Regions from separate parts of the Homo sapiens genome. Here region 1 is linked to region 2. The links are chromatin loops, found by intact Hi-C in ENCODE. Cell type or tissue: heart right ventricle. All regions are shown on one strand. Links, peaks and the distances in the headings refer to the core of each region. The heading gives the core; the rest is flanking DNA. Region 1 holds the start of CHST5 (carbohydrate sulfotransferase 5). Region 2 overlaps CHST6 (carbohydrate sulfotransferase 6).

What was found. Peaks named below come from ENCODE experiments on the same cell type or tissue, not always from the same donor. Only the 100,000 strongest peaks of a DNase experiment are listed, where the experiment ranks them.
Region 1: a loop joins it to region 2, with 2.0 times the contacts of the local background. A loop is called at or near these places in 15 of 110 quality-filtered maps.

The regions. Positions count from the first base shown.
Region 1 is chr16:75,535,716-75,544,048 of GRCh38, forward strand. It overlaps CHST5 (carbohydrate sulfotransferase 5), which reads right to left and starts at 393. Exons shown (of 4, transcript NM_024533.5): 1 at 329-393. It overlaps TMEM231 (transmembrane protein 231), which reads right to left. Exons shown (of 7, transcript NM_001077418.3): 5 at 6,887-6,968; 6 at 5,635-5,740; 7 at 1,026-4,459. The coding sequence ends at 4,279. In heart right ventricle, for the core only: no CTCF peak of the experiment used is centred there; a DNase peak (open chromatin) is centred at 3,613; H3K27ac peaks cover 1,871 bases.
Region 2 is chr16:75,467,139-75,475,471 of GRCh38, forward strand. CHST6 (carbohydrate sulfotransferase 6) reads right to left here. Exons shown (of 3, transcript NM_021615.5): 3 at 4,914-8,333. Among named protein-coding and RNA genes, the nearest start is that of TMEM170A, 6.6 kb to the left of the region's middle. RefSeq lists an enhancer at 4,511-5,153. In heart right ventricle, for the core only: a CTCF peak has its summit at 4,814 (motif pointing right); a DNase peak (open chromatin) is centred at 4,783.

The DNA.
Region 1 (8,333 bases), core at 323-8,322, 69 kb after region 2:
TCTCGGGGAGGGGCGCTGGCCGAGGGCAGAGCAGGAGGGCCCAGGTGGGCTGGGGCTCTAAGAGGCGCACCTTTTAGCCGGGGATGTCAAAGGACGCTGGCAGAGTCACTTCTCATCTAACTGACCACAAATGAACGTTGTAACCCTTCCTCACCCCCCCAATCGCCAGAGAACCTGGGAGCTCCTGGGAGGACAAAGGCCCTAGTGAAGGAAGTCGAATCTTAATCTTGGCCCTCCTCGCTCTTGGGGGCATCCTTGCAGCCAAGGGACTTGGAATCCAAACCCTTCCCAAGGCCCCAACCTCAGCCCTAAGCCAAGACCCAGGCACCTTGATGACACAGGAATCCGTGCTGCCTCCCGGTGCAGTGTCCCAGCTGGGAGGAGTTGAAAGACCAGGTGGCCTTAGGAGCTGTGCCCTCCCTGCCCTAGCCTCCGCCCAGAGGCGCAGGCTTGATAACATGTTCCAATGAATACAGGATATGTTTCAGTAAATAAAAGCTCCCCACCCACCCCTTACAAATAACAGCTCAGCCTGGCCTGGTGGCATATGACTGTAATCCCGGCACTTTGGGAGGCAAGGCAGGCAGATCACTTGAGGTCAGGAGTTCAAGACCAGCCTGGTCAACGTGGCAAAACCCCATCTCTACTGAAAATACAAAATTTAGCCGCGCATGGTAGCACATGCCTGTAATCCCAGCTACTAGGTAGGCTGAGACAGGAGAATAGCTTGAACCCCGGAGGTGGAGGCTGCAGTGAGCGGAGATGGGGCCATTGCACTCCAGACTGGGTGACAAAGCGAGACTCCATCTCAAAAACAAAGAAACAAACGGGCAGAGTCCAGTAATCTGAAAAGGATAGAGCATTGGGAGGTCCTTTAATCCATGGTGGTATCTGAAACGAGGAGTCCCTGCTGCTGGGAGTAGAAATTAGCAGTCTTTCCTGGCTGTGGTTTGGCAATGAATTAAGATCCTTAACAATGGTCATAAGTTTTCTGAATGTATCTTAAGGAAATAAACCAGCAACAATGATTTCTACACAAGGTTTATAAAAGTGTTGTTTGTGATACTAAAAAGGTTACATACAACAAAAAAGATTAGAAAGATGTGTGCCAGAATGCCAACCATAATAACTTCTGTGATCAAACTGCTGTGATCCCAGCACTTTGGGTGGCCAAAGCGGATGGATCACTTGAGGTCAGGAGTTCGAGACCAGCCTGACCACCAGGGTGAAGCCCTGTCTCTACTAAAAACACAAAAATTAGCCGGGCATGGTGGTGGGCACCCGTAATCCCAGCTACTCGGGAGGGTAAGGCAGGAGAATCACTTGAACCTGGGAGGTAGAGGCTGCAATGAGCTGAGATCATGCTGCTGCACTCCAGCCTGGGTAACAGAGTGAGACTCTGTCTCAAAAAAAAAAAAAAAAAAGAAAAAGAAAAAGAAAAGAAAAACCACCTACTGGGTACTATGCTTATTACGTGGGTGATGAAATAATCTGTACACCAAACCCCCAGGTTGTACAATTTAGCTATATACGAAACCCATACATATACCCCATGAGTCTACAATAAAAGTTGGAAGGAAAAAAAAAAAAGAAATAATTGCTTTATTAGCCTTACATGATGGAATATTAGGGGGGCCTCATCTGACTTAAGCCGAAACTGTACTAATCATTTGGCAAAATCAGGAGTCTTTCTGCCTCCAAATATTCAGTAATAACATCAAACCTTAACTTAGCTATGGGTCGGAGCTGAGTTAATAAAATCCTCTATATTTCTTTTTTTTTTTTTTTTTGAGACGGAGTCTAGCTCTGTTGCCAGGCTGGAGTGCAGTGGCGCAATCTCGGCTCACTGCAACCTCCGCCTCCAGGGTTCAAGCGATTCTCCTGCCTCAGCCTACTAAATAGTTGGGATGACAGGCACGTGTCGCCACACCCAGCCAATTTTTGTATTTTTAGTGGAGATGGGGTTTCACCATGTTGGCCAGGATGGTCTCGATCTCCTGACCTTGTGATTCACCCACCTCGGCCTCCCAAAGTGCTGGGATTACAGGCGTGAGCCACCGCTCCCGGCCTCTTGCTTTTTATTTACCTCTTGCAGCTATGCTGTGATTCAGAGTCAGAAACTATCAACATCTGGTCTGTAAATAATTTCATATTCACCAGACACAGTCATAATTATCCAACACGTAGATTTCACATGGCATGTGAATCCCACTGAAAACTCATCTACCTGGGGAAGAACTAGGGGACTTTCACCAAAGACCTCATGGAAGTTCCAAGGTCGTTAGGCAGAGCCTTGTAAAGCATGGCTGTAGATGAGTAATAAAGACAGGTGTGTGCAACCTCTGCCCTCCCTATTCTTTGCCATTCCAAACCCTTTCCCTCGAAAAAGGTACATGTGATCTTCCATTTTGACTTTTTTATTTATTTATTTATTTATTTTAACAGATAGGGTCTCACTCTGTCACCCAGGCTACAGTACAGTGGTGCAATCATAGCACACTGCAGCCTCAAGCTCCTGGGCTCAAGTGATCCTCCCACCTTGGCCTCCCAAAGTGTTGAGATTACAGGAATGAACCACCATGCTCGGCCTCATTTTGAACATTTTAATTAGAAAGTTACAAAACATCATGGGTTCTTTATACAAGATTTGCATTAGAATAATTTAATAAAATGCAAACCAATGTTTATACGTATCTTGTCATCTTTCCATATCTCATTGCCTTATGTGAATTTAAACAAGAAACTATTTTTCGTTTAGATCTTAAGAAAAAAATTTAGGCATATAAAACAGCCTGAATATTAAAAAAAGACAAGGGGGTCAGTGTTAGGGAATTCCTCTGCTTGAATACTTCAAAATAGCTTTGTTTCCAAAACTGTTTTAGTAAGCCTAAAGGAGCACTAAAAACGACAACTGATCTCCAAAGTAAACTGAGGCACACACTGAGGGGTGTGTTTCTGGGTGGGCATGAAGCATGGATCACCGGGGCCATGTCCTTCCAGTGGCAATGACCTGCTTGGGATCAGGAAGCAGCTCCATGTGTTCTTGGAGGAGACTGCCCACATCCTCAGGAGGTGAATGGGCTGAACAAGCCATCTTCCGTGTGCAGAGGCCCCTTCCAGCCATCTCTGCTCCTGCAGACACTTGCTTAGCCACGAGGGTAATCCACTGGACTGCTTGGTATTCTGCTAGTGGCCAGGCTGGACTGGCCTGCCCAGGCCAGCATCCTCTTTACACTCTTACTGCTTCTTGTGTCCTTCCCAAAGCTGCCCGCCCCACTCTGATGGGCACCCTGTTCCTTAGTCAAGGGAAACGCCAGCCGCTGGGCTTCCCGCTAGCCTTCCAAATAAACTTGTGGTTGTCAGGCAGCGGGAGCCAATCCCAACACCAACCCCTGTCGCCCCTGTCCTTTGCAGGAAGGGGGAGGGCTGTCAAGGAGGAGGAGGGCCAAGTGCCCAGGCTGTTGGGTGAGGGCCAGAAAGAACCTGTTGTGACAATGCTTTCTTCCCCCAGTGCTGCTGAGGGGGCTGAGAATGAAACAGCCCCTCTGACTTCAGCCTGCCATCCAGGGGCACAGACAGAGGGAAAAATAGGGCAAAGAGCCCAGTCACAGTACGGCAAAGATCCAGGGCTGCTCAGCTGAGCTGATGACAGATGACTGACTGTTGGGCTGGGGCAGGTGGACGGTCCAAGTGTCCTTCAGCGGCCCTCCCTGATTGCCTGTGCTAATGCGGCCCTTGCCCTTGGGCCCTGCCCCTCCAGGTCTCCAGTTAAAGGCCTCAGCTCTGGAAATCAAAGCTGTGAATGGGAAATGGAGAAGCCCAGGGGTGCAAAGTGCTAGTGATTGGCATGTTTGTCACAAGAGAGCCCTGAAAAGAGTAAGAGTGGCTCACAACAGAAGGTAGAAATGCACAGTGTGTTCCTCAGTTCAACAGAGGAAAAGTCTCTGCTTGACCAGAGATGGGACTCTTTCCAAGATGTCTGAACTGACTGCAATTTTCTCCTGAAATTCAACGCTAAGGCAAAGAAGGAAAACCCAAAAAGCTAATTATAGCCTCCAGGAACTCTCAGACCTTTCCACAAACTAGTCCCTGACAATTCTGCAGGAGCTCTGAAGATACGGAACTGTGTAGAGCAAAACCGGAAAGAACCGTTGTCTCTGAGGGAAAAGCACACAAGCCCGCAGGTGTCCGCTGGGCTCTTTCAAAAGGTCCTAAGATGTTCCCAGAAGATGACAATGAGGCAGCCACGGTCCTGCTGAGTCTTCAGAAATGGCCTTTCTAGGATAAGTGCTCCTTACACAAGTCTCCCCGGGGCGTCACTGTCACAGGAATGGTGGTCACCACCTGATTCTGAAACACGAAGATCTTGATTCTTTCAAACACCCAGAGGAAGATAAGCAGGATGCTGACATACTGCACCCAGGCGAACTTTACCATCTCCCAGAATCCTGGCTGATAAGTATGGACAGTTAAGGAGTGAAGGGCCACATGGTGTTAAGTATGAAGAGAAAATCCAAGATGGAATTGGCTGTGGCAGAGGTATCTCGAAAGGAGGCAGGACCTCTGTCATGTACACACCCAGATGGAAGCTGACCTGAACTTGGCCAAATGGTAAAACCAGCCACATTTGATTTGAGCTATTTATATACCAAGCCTGATGACCAACCTCCTAAACAGACAACTATGCCAAACTAGATTGATCATGGACTAGAGATATCCTGAGCTGTTAACCAGCCATCCATCCATCTTCTAAAATCTTCCAGTTGTGTAAACTTGGAACACCCTTAGCCCCTGCCTAATTGCACCTGTACGGAACACAATTTAGCTGCTTCCTAGGTTTGTGTCTCTGGAATTGTAATTCCTAAGACCCCAGTTAAAATGCCTTCTCTTTTGTTTGCTTCTCTGCAGTGTTGGTGTTGGTTTCATTTTCCATTAGTCGACCTAAGTCAAAATTAAACCAAAGTTTAGGTCAGACAGGGACTGGCAAGAATGTTTCACATAACCTTAGCATAAAAGGGATATCATATGATTATTAAGACATAAATATGGATGATTCTTACCTAGAAGAATTGCTTGGAAACAAATAGGACCAAGACATGAATTATTTGTTCCTATATGAATAGCAGACATACAGTCATTTTCTGAGACATGTAGCCTAAGATGTCAAAGACGCAGCCATTTTTATGAGGCTATAACCCTGTCATGATTTCCAAGAGAAAACCTCCCACGTCTGTTACTACTTGAGACAACTAAGGAATCATTCCTCTTTGAAAACTGAGCTACCATTGATTTTTTTTAAATTGTTGTTTGCTTTAAGAGGCAGGGTCTCACTCTGTCACCGAGGCTGGAGTACAGTGGCACAATCATCGCTCACTGCAAGCTTGAATTCCTGGACTCAAGCAATCCTCCTGCCTCGGCATCCCAAGTAACTGGGACTACACATGTACGCCACTATGCCTGGCTAATTTTTTTTTTTTTTTTTTTGGTAGAGACAGGGACTCACTATCTTGGCCAGGCTGGTTGTGAACTCCTGGGTTCAAATGATCCTCCCACCTTGGCCTCCCAAAGTGCTGAAATTATAGGCAGGAGCCACCACATCCAGCCTTAACATGGACTCTTTAACAGAAAGGATATGAAATGACTTCCACAGGGTATCGGATGATAGCATTAATCACAAATGGAGCATCTGCGGCCCTGCCCACCAGCCAGATGGGGTTGGGATCATTCAGGACGGTGGTAACTGCAATGCAATCATTAACCATTAACCACGATGGCTGTTTGACTCTGGCAGTTGAAGGCTATAAAGATTATTTGATACCTGGAAATTATCCTGTGCTTCAGAACTGAAAGAAATCATTCGGAAGGAAAGAGAAATTGCATGTGCAAAGCTGATCACACATTATTTGTTAAAATAATAGTCAAAATACTTTTGTTAAAATACATAAAAAACTTGGAAAGAGTTTCTTCTACATGTGCTGAATGGCTAACTGAAGGAATACTATACTGCCACTAAAAGTAGTATCACAGCTTTGTAGCTGTGTGGGGAAGTATTTATATTCCAAGTTTAAATAAATAAAAGTAACTTGGATCCCAATGTGTTTCTACACTACAATGGCTGTATAAAAAGATCTGCAGAAGGCTAAAGAATGAAAGGAATGAAAAAATAGTTGATTTGTAGGGCAATGTTTTCTACTTTTGTTTTAAAATTCCCTCTATTATTGCAATAATGCCACTAGTATATGCCATAAAATCAGTAAGCAATACTGGATTTGCAGTCATCCCCCTTGTGAGACGTCTGTGTATAGTCTCCATGATGTCTGCTTGCCAAGTAACACTGTAGATGCTTTTAGAGAAAACCTCAGCCACCGACCAGACAAACGTGCCGAGTCCACACATGCCATGGCCTAGAGCTCTGTAAGGAATAAGCACACTGTGCCTTCTGGCAGGAAACAGGGGCACTCCTGTTCTCCTGCTGGACTGCTAATGTGGGGAGAGTCACCCACGTTCTCTGTTTTTCTCTGAAAAGCATGAACAGCAATTTGTCTTTGGCATCTGTTATAGGTGTGGATAGGTGTGGTATGGGGAACAACTCAATTAGGCTTATATTTTTTAAAAGAGAAACCCACTAAGCCAGTGGTGGGATAATGATGGCATTTAACCATCACTAGCCTGCTGGACCATGGGATGCTGGAGGGGTGGGGGCGGTCCCAGGTCTGAAGATCAGGACGAAAAAGACAAATCCTGGACAGCATATTTGCTCCCATCGTTGAGCATTCACGGGTTTTGACATTTTCATCACAAGGGTTCCAGTTCTGCTTGTCTCTGTTGCCCCCACTAACCTTGAAAGTCCTGAGCAGCGGCTGAATGGGCTCTACCTGTGACTCACCGTTCCTCTCCTGGTAGGCAGCAACAATATGGGTGAGGTCGTAGTCATAGGCAAAGGGGCTGGTCCCGTTGATCACGGATATCTGGGACACGGGAGGAGGATGTGGTGTGAGCACCTGGGAGACTCCTCCCCTTTTCCTTCTACCCTTCTGCCCACCCAGGCTGGTCCCACAGAGCACCCTCTTGTTCTTGGTGGCCTACTGCAGTATCAATAATCTTTTCTTCAAAGATGAATAAAACAGGCTGCTGCCCACCCAGGCTGGTCCCACAGAGCACCCTCTTGTTCTTGGTGGCCTACTGCAGTATCAATAATCTTCTCTTCAAAGATGAATAAACTCTCTTGCAACAATTTAAGCCCATTTACTCTCAGTCTTTCTTTCTGTGGATGGAAATAAGGGGTCAGTGTCCATGTTTTACAGGTTTTAAAGCTATTTTTAAAATACCCCTCTTTATCTCAGCGGGAGAAAGAATTCCTTAAATTATTTTAACAGACCGTATTTTCGCCAGGTGTGGTGGCTCATGCCTACAATCCCAGTGACTTGGGAGGCTGAGGCAGGAGGACCACTTGAGGCCATGAGTTCAAGGCCGTAGTCAATGATGATCATGCCACTCACTACACTCCAGTTTAGGAAACAGAGAAAGACTTCATCTCTCAAAAAAAAATAAAAATAAAAAAAAATAAAAAGCCAGGCATGGAAGCTCACGCCTCTAATCCCAACACTTTGGGAAGCCCAGGCAGATGGATCACTTGAGACCAGGAGTTCGAGACCAGTCTGGCCAACATGGTGAAACCCCATCTCTACTACAAAGAAAACAAAAATTAGCCAGGCGTGGTGGCATATGGCTGTAATCCCAGCTATTCAGGAGGCTGAAATCAGAGGATCTCTTAAGCCTGGGAGACAGAGGTTGCAGTGAGCCGAGATCATGCCACTCCACTGTAGCCTGGGTGACAGAGCAAGACTCTGTCTCAAAAATAAAAATAAAATACAAATAAAAACCCCTACACAAAGACAAAAAAAAGAAACCATACTTCCAACTCCTTTGTCATTTTCTTGGTCTTTTCTGGGTGCTAAGTTCTTTATCACTTTTAAATATAGAGATATAGATAAAATGCAAACCATAAGCATATAATCCCTTAAAGGAGGAAATAATTGCTTGCTGTTAATGTAATCTGATATATAGACATTCAAACAAAAAGTGCCATATTCATTTCATATGTTGCAGCTTCCTATTCTTTACAACTTATATTGATTATAGTCAGAGCAACAGTAAAACCCACTATATATCTACAAGTCTGGGTTTATGGCTGTAATAACCGATAACATCCCTTTTTCATTTTCAGAAGTACCTCAGCTCAACTTCTATGGTCCCCATTGTGATAAAATAAAAGTGAGGAATGAGTGATTAGATGCATGAGTTCTGCACACAGACAGGCTCTGTTATCTTTC
Region 2 (8,333 bases), core at 152-8,151:
ATTCACAGGTATTTTCTGGCGCAGCTAGACTTCTTGTTGGCATTTCAGATTCTGTAGGATTTTTTTGTGACAGTGGCTGACAGCCTTTTTCCATAATTGTGCTATATCCAATGCTGGCCCTGGAAATAAATGGTGTTGCTCCACCAAATTAATCATAATAAAGAAAGGAAAAGAAAAATAAATAGAACAAGAAGAAAAAGATAGAAATAAGAAATTCTACCAAGCACAGTGGCTCACGCCTGAAATCCCAACACTTTGGGAGGCCAAGGTGGGTGGATCACCAGGTCAGGAGTTGGAGGCCAACCTGGCCAACATGGTGAAGACTGTCTCTACTAAAAATACAAAAATTAGCCGAGCGTGGTGGCGGGTGCCTGTAATCCCAGCTACTCAAGAGGCTGAGGCGGGGGAATCACTTGAACCTGGGAGGAAGAGGTTGCAGTGAGCCGAGATCTTGCCATTGCACTTCAGCCTGGGCAACAAGGGCAAAACTCCATCTCAAAAAAAAAGAAAGAAATAAAAAAGAAATTCCTAAAACAGAGGGAATCTATAGGTCACCTACAAAGAAATGAGAATCAAATGGTTCAGTAGCCAAATGAAGAAGAAGGCTGGATGACAATGTACCAACACCTTCAGTATTTGCAGAGAAAATGATTTTTTTTAAAGCTTTTTTGTTTTTAAATTTTTTTAAGAGACAGGGTCTCACTATGTTGCCCAGGCTGGTCTCAAACTTGTGGGCTCAAGCAATCCTCCCGCCTTGGCCTCCCAAAGTTCTGGGATTACAGATGTAAGCCACTGCACCCGGTCATTAACCTATTTTACACTCAAAAGTATTGTGTGCAAAATACATATTTTCCATTTTTGTTTGTTTGTTTGTTTGTTTGAGACAGAATCTTGCTCAGTCACCCAGGCTGGAGATCAATGGCACGATCTCAGTTCATTGCAACCTCCGCCTCCCAGGTTCAAGCAATTCTCCTGCCTCAGCCTCCTGAGTAGCTGGGATTACAGGTGCCCACCACCATGCTCTGCTAATTTTTGTATTTTTAGTAGAGACAGGGTTTTGCCATCTTGGCCAGGCTGGTCTCGAACCCCTGACTTCGTGATCCACCCACCTCGACCTCCCAAAGTGCTGGGATTACAGGCATAAGCCACCACACCCAACCCATATTTTCCTCTTAATTCAAGAACATTAGCAAGACTGTTTATTAGAATTTTCTCCTGAGCCGGGCGCGGTGGCTCACACCTGTAATTCTGGCACTTTGGGAGGCTGAAGCAGGCAAATTGTCTGAGCTCAGGAGTTCCAGACCAACCTGAGCAACATGGTGAAACCCCATCTCTACTAAAATAGAAAAAATTAACTGGGAATGGTGGTGTGTGACTGTAGTCCCAGTTACTCAGGAGGCTGAGGTAAGAGCATTGCTTGAACCCGGGAGCCACTGCACTCCAGCGTGGGCAACAAAGCCAGACTCCATCTCAAAAAGAAAAAAGGCCGGGCGTGGTGGCTCACACCTGTAATCCCAGCACTTTGGGAGGCAGAGACGGGCGGATCACGAGGTCAGGAGATCGAGACCATCCCTGGCTAACACGGTGAAACCCCGTCTCTACTGAAAATACAAAAAAATTAGCCGGGCGTGGTGGCAGGTGCCTGTAGTCTCAACTACTCGGGAGGCTGAGGCAGGAGAATGGTGTGAACCCAGGAGGTGGAGCTTGCAGTGAGCTGAGATTGCGCCACTGCACTCAATCCTGGGCGACAGAGCGAGACTCCGTCTCAAAAAAAAAAAAAAAAAAAAAAAGAAACAGAAGTCTCTCTTGAAACCTCCGTTTAGGAAGCTTCCTCCTGCCAGTTCCCTACCACTACAATTGGCGTTTTGCATCAACCAAGAAACCTATCTAAAATAAAAATAGGAAGTATAAAAAGGGTCAGGAAATACTGACCTTTTAACCATGCTGTCTTTTTGGTACATTTCCCAGACTAGCAGAGTCTATTAGAAGTGGAAGAAACCGCTGGGCGTGGTGGCTCATGCCTGTAATCCCAGCACTTTGGGAGGCTGCGGCGGGTGGATCACGAGGTCAGGAGTTTGAGACCAACCTGACCAACATGGTGAAACCCCGTCTTTACTAAAAATACAAAAATTAGCCGGGCATGGTGGCATGTGCCTGTAATCCCAGCTACTCAGGAGGCTGAGGCAGGAGAATTGCTTGAACCTGGGAGGTGGAGGTTGCGGTGAGCCGAGATCGCACCATTGCACTCCAACCTGGGCGACAGAGCAAGACTCTGTCTCAAAAAAAAAAAAAAAAAAAGAAAAAGGGCCAGGTGTGGTAGGTCACACCTGTAATCCCAGCACTTTGGGAGGCCGAGGCAGGCAGATCACGAGGTCAGGAGTTCCAGAACAGCCTGACCAACATGGTGAAACCCCATCTCTACTAAAAATACAAAAATTAGCCGGGCCTGGTGGCATGCGCCTGTAATCCCAGCTACTTGGGAGGCTGAGACAGGAGAATTACTTGAACCCGGGAGGCAGAGGTTGCAGGAGCCGAGATCGTGCCATTGCACTCCAGTCTGGGCAACAAAATGAGACTCTGTCTCAAAAAAAAAAAAAAAAAAAAAAAATCAGCTGGGCGTGGTGGTGGGCGCCTGTAATCCCAGCTACCGGAGAGGCTGAGGCAGGAGAATGGCGTGAACCCGGGAGGTGGAGCTTGCAGTGAGCAGAGATCGCGCCACTGCACTCCAGCCTGGGCAACAGAGCGAGACTCCGTCTCAAAAAAAAAAAAAAAAAAAAGTGGAAGAAATCAATTATTGTAGGGTTACATAATCAATTATGTATTACATTAGGAAACATTATTTTGAATTTAGAATTCGATCTTTAGTTCATTTATGAATTGACAGGTTAAAAAAAGACATTTAGCCTTGCAGGACTCAGAAAATGGAGGTTTCCTGGGCCCTGTCTAAGGAAGCCAAGGAGGCGGTCCAGCACACCAGACCCCCTGGCCCCTTGCTGCTCTTTCAACAAGCCAGATGCCTCCCCTCCTTAGGGCTTTTGTGTTAGCTCTTTCCTGCTCCCAGACAGGCTACCCATGATTGCCCTTAACATACTCCCTCACCTCCTGTAAGACTTTCCTCAAATGTCGCTTTCTCACTGAGACCTACCCTGATCACCCCATTAAAAATTACAACTCACACCTCTACACACATATATTCCTCATCCCCCGATCCTTCTCTACTTTAATCCTTGGCACTTTCTAATATGCTAAATAATGTAGCCATTTATTAAGCTTATTCATCAGCTATCTCCCCACCATCAGAATGCAAGTTCCTGAAGGGCAGGGTTGTTGTTGTTGTTGTTTGAGAGAGTCACACTCTATCGCCCAGGCTGGAGTGCAGTGGCGCGATCTCAGCTCACTGCAACCTCCGCCTCCCAGGTTTAAGCGATTCTCCTGCCTCAGCCTCCTGATTAGCTGGGATTACAAGCGTGCACCACCACCACCACGCCTGGCTAATTTTTGTATTTTTAGTAGAGATGGGGTTTCACCATGTTGGCCAGGCTGGTCTCGAACTCCTGACCTCATGATCTGCCTGCCTCGGCCTCCCAAAGTGCTGGGATTACAGGCGTGAGCCACTGCGCCTGGCTGGTTTTTGTTTTGTTTTGTTTTGTTTTGTTTGTTTTTGAGATGGAGTCTCGCTCTGTCGCCCAGGTTGGAGTCCTTTGGCGCCATCTCGGCTCAATTCAACCTCCGCCTCCCGGGTTCAAGCAATTCTCCTGCCTCAGCCTCCTGAGTAGCTGGGACTACAGGTGCATGCCACGATGCCCAGCTAATTTTTATATTTTTAGTAGAGACTGGGTTTCACCATATGGGTCAGGCTGGTCTTGAACTCCTGACCTCAGGTGATCCACCTGCCTCGGCCTCACTAAGGGCTGAGATTAGAGGTGTGAACCACTGCACCCAGCCTAGGGCAGGGGTTTTTGCTTTTTGTCTGTTTTTGGTCCTGCTGTATCTCCAGCTCCTATAATAGCCCAGTGCCTGGTTGGTGCTCAACCCATAATGTGTGTTGAATGAATGAGTGGAGTTCTTGAGGACTGGGAGCAGAATAACACAAGACTTGCAGGACAGGCCAGGTTTTCTGGTCTTACTCCCAAAGGAGAAAATGCTCGATTGGCTGGAATGAATTGCCATCTTGGAAAAATGGATAGTAGGCCAATCCTTTCCATTTCATCAAGACTTTAGCTCTGGTTCTTTCGTTTTTTGTTTGTTTGAGACAGAGTCTCGCTCTATTACCCAGGCTGGAGTGCAGTGGGGCGATCTTGGCTCACTGCAACCTCTACCTCCTGGGTTCAAGCAATTCTCATGCCTCAGCCTCCCAAGTAGCTGGAATTTCAGGCACATACCACCACGCTTGGCTACGTTTTTGTATTTTTTTTAGTAGGGACAGGGTTTCGCCAAGTTGCCCAGGCTGGTCTCGAACTCCTGAGCTCACGCAATCTGCCCACCTTGGCCTCCCAAATTGCTAGCATTACAGCTGCACCCAGCCTAGCTCTGGTTCTTAAGGAACATGGTCTGAATAGAGTCATTCACAGAATAAGGATTTGCACTGTGAGAGGATATTTAAATTGTAAGAGAATCTGCTGGGGGCAGGTGGTGCTTAAATCTAAATCCATTAACTTGTGAAGGTAGTCGGGATAACCCACTGGACCTCAGCATAGGGGTCACTCGACCTAAAGAAATTGCTCGCCTGATCCACTGGTGTGGAGTGGGCCTGTGGGTGAGGGACAGATTCCAGCCCATGGTGGTTTCAGTGTGTGATGAGTGAGATCATTCAGTAGAGGGCGCTGGGAGAACTGATGACTCGCACCGATCAGGAATATTGCATGCAATTTAGATCCAAGCGTAAAACACTAGACTACTAAAGTACTGGAAGCAAGCGTGAAGACCATTTTTATCACTGTAGCAGGACAAAGTCGTTTCAACAAGACATAAAATCCACTGGCCATAAGGAAAGGATTCACATTCAACAATATGATAAACTAGGTGAAACTTTTTGAAATTTGATTGTGATGAGGTGGTGATTTGATTTCACAGGTATATACAAATGTTTAATCAAACTTTACACTTTATGTGCAGATGTTGTATATCAATTATAGCTCAATGAAGCTTCTTTTTTTTTAAGAAGCCTGAGGGGAAAATGCCATAAAGTAAGTTAACAAAACAACAACAACAAAAAACAGATGACAAGCTAGGAGAAACCATTTGCACAACAAAAATAACAAAGCATATTCAAAAGAGGCTGTGGTAAGTCAACAGCAACATGGGCACAGCCTTGAACAATGAAAAAGGAATACAGTTGAGTCATAAGCATGAAAAGATGTTCAGCTGCCCCAGGAATTAAAGAAGTGCAGACTGAAACATCAAGTAACATTTTTCACCCATCAGGTAGGCAAAAATTAAAACCATTGATTTAACCCTGTAGAGGTGATGGGGCAGTTGTGGCAGTGGTGGGGCGCAGTCTGTAGGAGTGGGTGACAAAGGCACATCAAAGACAAAGCTAGGGGACACAGGGTCTGTGGTGGCCATGAGGAGTTGATACAGTGTTGATGTGGATAATATATCTTCTTGATGCAAAATAACAAAAATAAGGCCCACCATTGATTCCCCAACAGCCTCTTGATAGGTGGGTTCTCTGACCTATTCCAGGCAACACTGTTTCTATGCACCCATCAGCCCATCTAGTGCTTTGATTGCCCCTTCTGAGCTCCCACAGCCAGAGCAGAGGCAGCAAGCGTGCCTGCCCCTAATTGTGGGTGACTGCTGGGCCTAGACACTTCTAGCTGCATCACAGGGCCTACAGGTAAGGGGAGACACTAATTACAGCCCTACCAGCAGGGAGGGAGCCTGGACCCTGGTGGAAATTGGAAGCTGCAGGTGCCAGGAGCCCTCCGTTCTCAAGTGTATCGGTTAGGCAATGCTACGTAACAAACCACCACAACACTCAAATGACTGAAACACAATAAGCACTTTTATTGCTCCTAAAGTCTTCGACTTGGCCGCAGTGCTGGGCTCAGCTGGCCTCGCTCATATGTCTTTATAGCTACTCTTCTCAAGTGGTGGACTCAGTTTCCCCACCTCTGAATCTGGGTGAGCCCTGGGACTCCCTTTGGCCAGTAGAAGGTAGCCGAAGTGGCTGCGTGCGGATCAGCTGGAGCTGGCTGGTCTAGGATGGCCTGGTTTGGGACCCCTGAACTCTCCTTCTCATGGTCTCTGCTTGTCCAGCAGGCTGGCCTGGGCTTTCTCCCGGGCAGAGGCGGAGGTCCGAAGCAAAGGAGCAGCACGCAGGTTCTCTTCAGGTGGAGGAAAGCAGAGGCGTCAGCTCAGACTATGCCTTTTTCACATAAAAAATGATTTTCAGCTGAAGGCAATTAAGAAGCAGAAAGTGCAGGAAAAGTTCAGGTTTCCCTCCCCTTTTCTGCCTAAAGGCACGATATAAACTCTCCATCACTGGACACAACCCTTGACTCAGAGGTGGTACCAGAGGCTGCTGCAGACAAATCCTGTTGCATCAGCTTCCTCTCGGATATTTACCATCCCATAGTTTACCACCTTTGGAAGCCTAAAACTGTTGTCCTTGGTCATCCTATCTCTACAAATTTATTGTATTTTTTAAAAATGCTGTGTAAGACAGTGTTCCAAGCCATCACTTTGTTACTTTTCATTGAGGCTTATCCTGAGTGATGTTGGCTGCCTGTGTTAACAAACTGTTTTTCGCCAGGTACAGTGGCTCATGCCTGTAATCCTAGCACATTGGGAGGCCAAGGCAGGTGGATCACCTGAGGTCAGGAGTTCCAGCCCAGCCTGATCGACATGGTGAAACCCCATCTCTACTAAAAATACAAAAAAAATTAGCCGGGCGTGGTGGTGTACATCTGTAATCCCAGCTACTCGGGAGGCTGAGGCAGGAGAATCGCTTGAAACTGGGAGGCGGAGGTTGCAGTGAGCCAAGATGGCGCCACTGCACTCCAGCCTGGGGGACAAGAGCAAGACTCTGCCTCAAAAAAACAGAAACAAAAACATTGTTTTTCTTTGTGAATCTGTCTTTTCATTAAAAAGTCTCTCTTAATCTGTTTTGTTTTGCTATAACAATACCACAGATGGGGTCATTTATTTAGAGATAGGTGTCTTGCTCTGTCACTCAGGCTGGAGTGCACTGGCATGATCATGGTTCAATGTAGCCTCAACCTCCCAGGGTCAAGCAGTCCTCCCAACTCAGCCTCCCAAGTAGCTAGGACTACAGGTGCACGACACCATGCCCTGCTAATTTTTTTTTAACTTTGTAGAGATGGGGTCTCACTATGTTGCCCAGGCTGGTCTTGAGTGCCTGGTCTCAAGTGATCCTCCTGCCTCAGCCTTGCAAAGTATTGGGATTACAGGCGTGAGCCACTGAACCCAGCAAGGGTCATATATAATAAATAGAAGTGTATTGGCTTACAGTTCTGGAGGCTGGGAAGCCCAAGATCAAGGAGCCAGCATCTAGCGAGAGCCTTCTTGCTGTGTCCTAGCATGATGGAAGGCATCATATGGCAGAAGGGCAAAGTGAGGGCGAGAGAAAGACAAAGAATGAACTCCTTCATTTAAAAGGCACCACTCTCAGGATAACCAACTCACTCCTGAAATAATGGTGGTTTTTTTTAAGACAGACTCTCGCTTTGTTGCCCAGGCTGGAGTACAGTGGTGCGATCTCAGCTCACTGCAATCTCTGCCTCCTGGGTTCAAGCGATTCTCCTGTCTCAGCCTCCCAAGTAGCTGGCCTTACAGGCATGTGCCACCACACCTGGCTAATTTTTGTATTTTAACTAGAAATGGTGTTTTACCTTGTTGGCCAGGCTGGTCTCAAACTCCTGACCTCAAGTAATCCGCACACCTCAACCTCCCAAAATGCTGGGATTACAGACATGAGCTACCATGCCTGCGCCCAGAAATAATGTTCTCTACCCATTCACAAGGGCATAACCCGCACGGCGTAATTTACTTTCCATCAAGCCTCACCTCACAACACTGGGGATCAAGGTTCCAACTTTGGGAGACACAATCAAATCACAGCAGAGCCCCAGCTGAAAACCTAAGACAGGTGGAGGTAAAGTTTTGCTTCCAAGGCCTATGCTTCAAACTGGCTCACAGGAAGTTGCACTACACTTGTCTACAGGACAAAGCAAGTCACAGGACCAGCCTGGATTCAGAGGTGGAGAAACAGACTCTACTTCTTGATGGCAGGAGCCATGGTCACACAGCACAGAGTGTCAACACAGCAAACCACTAACAGTGGTCAATGCAGTCACCCCCACAGCAAC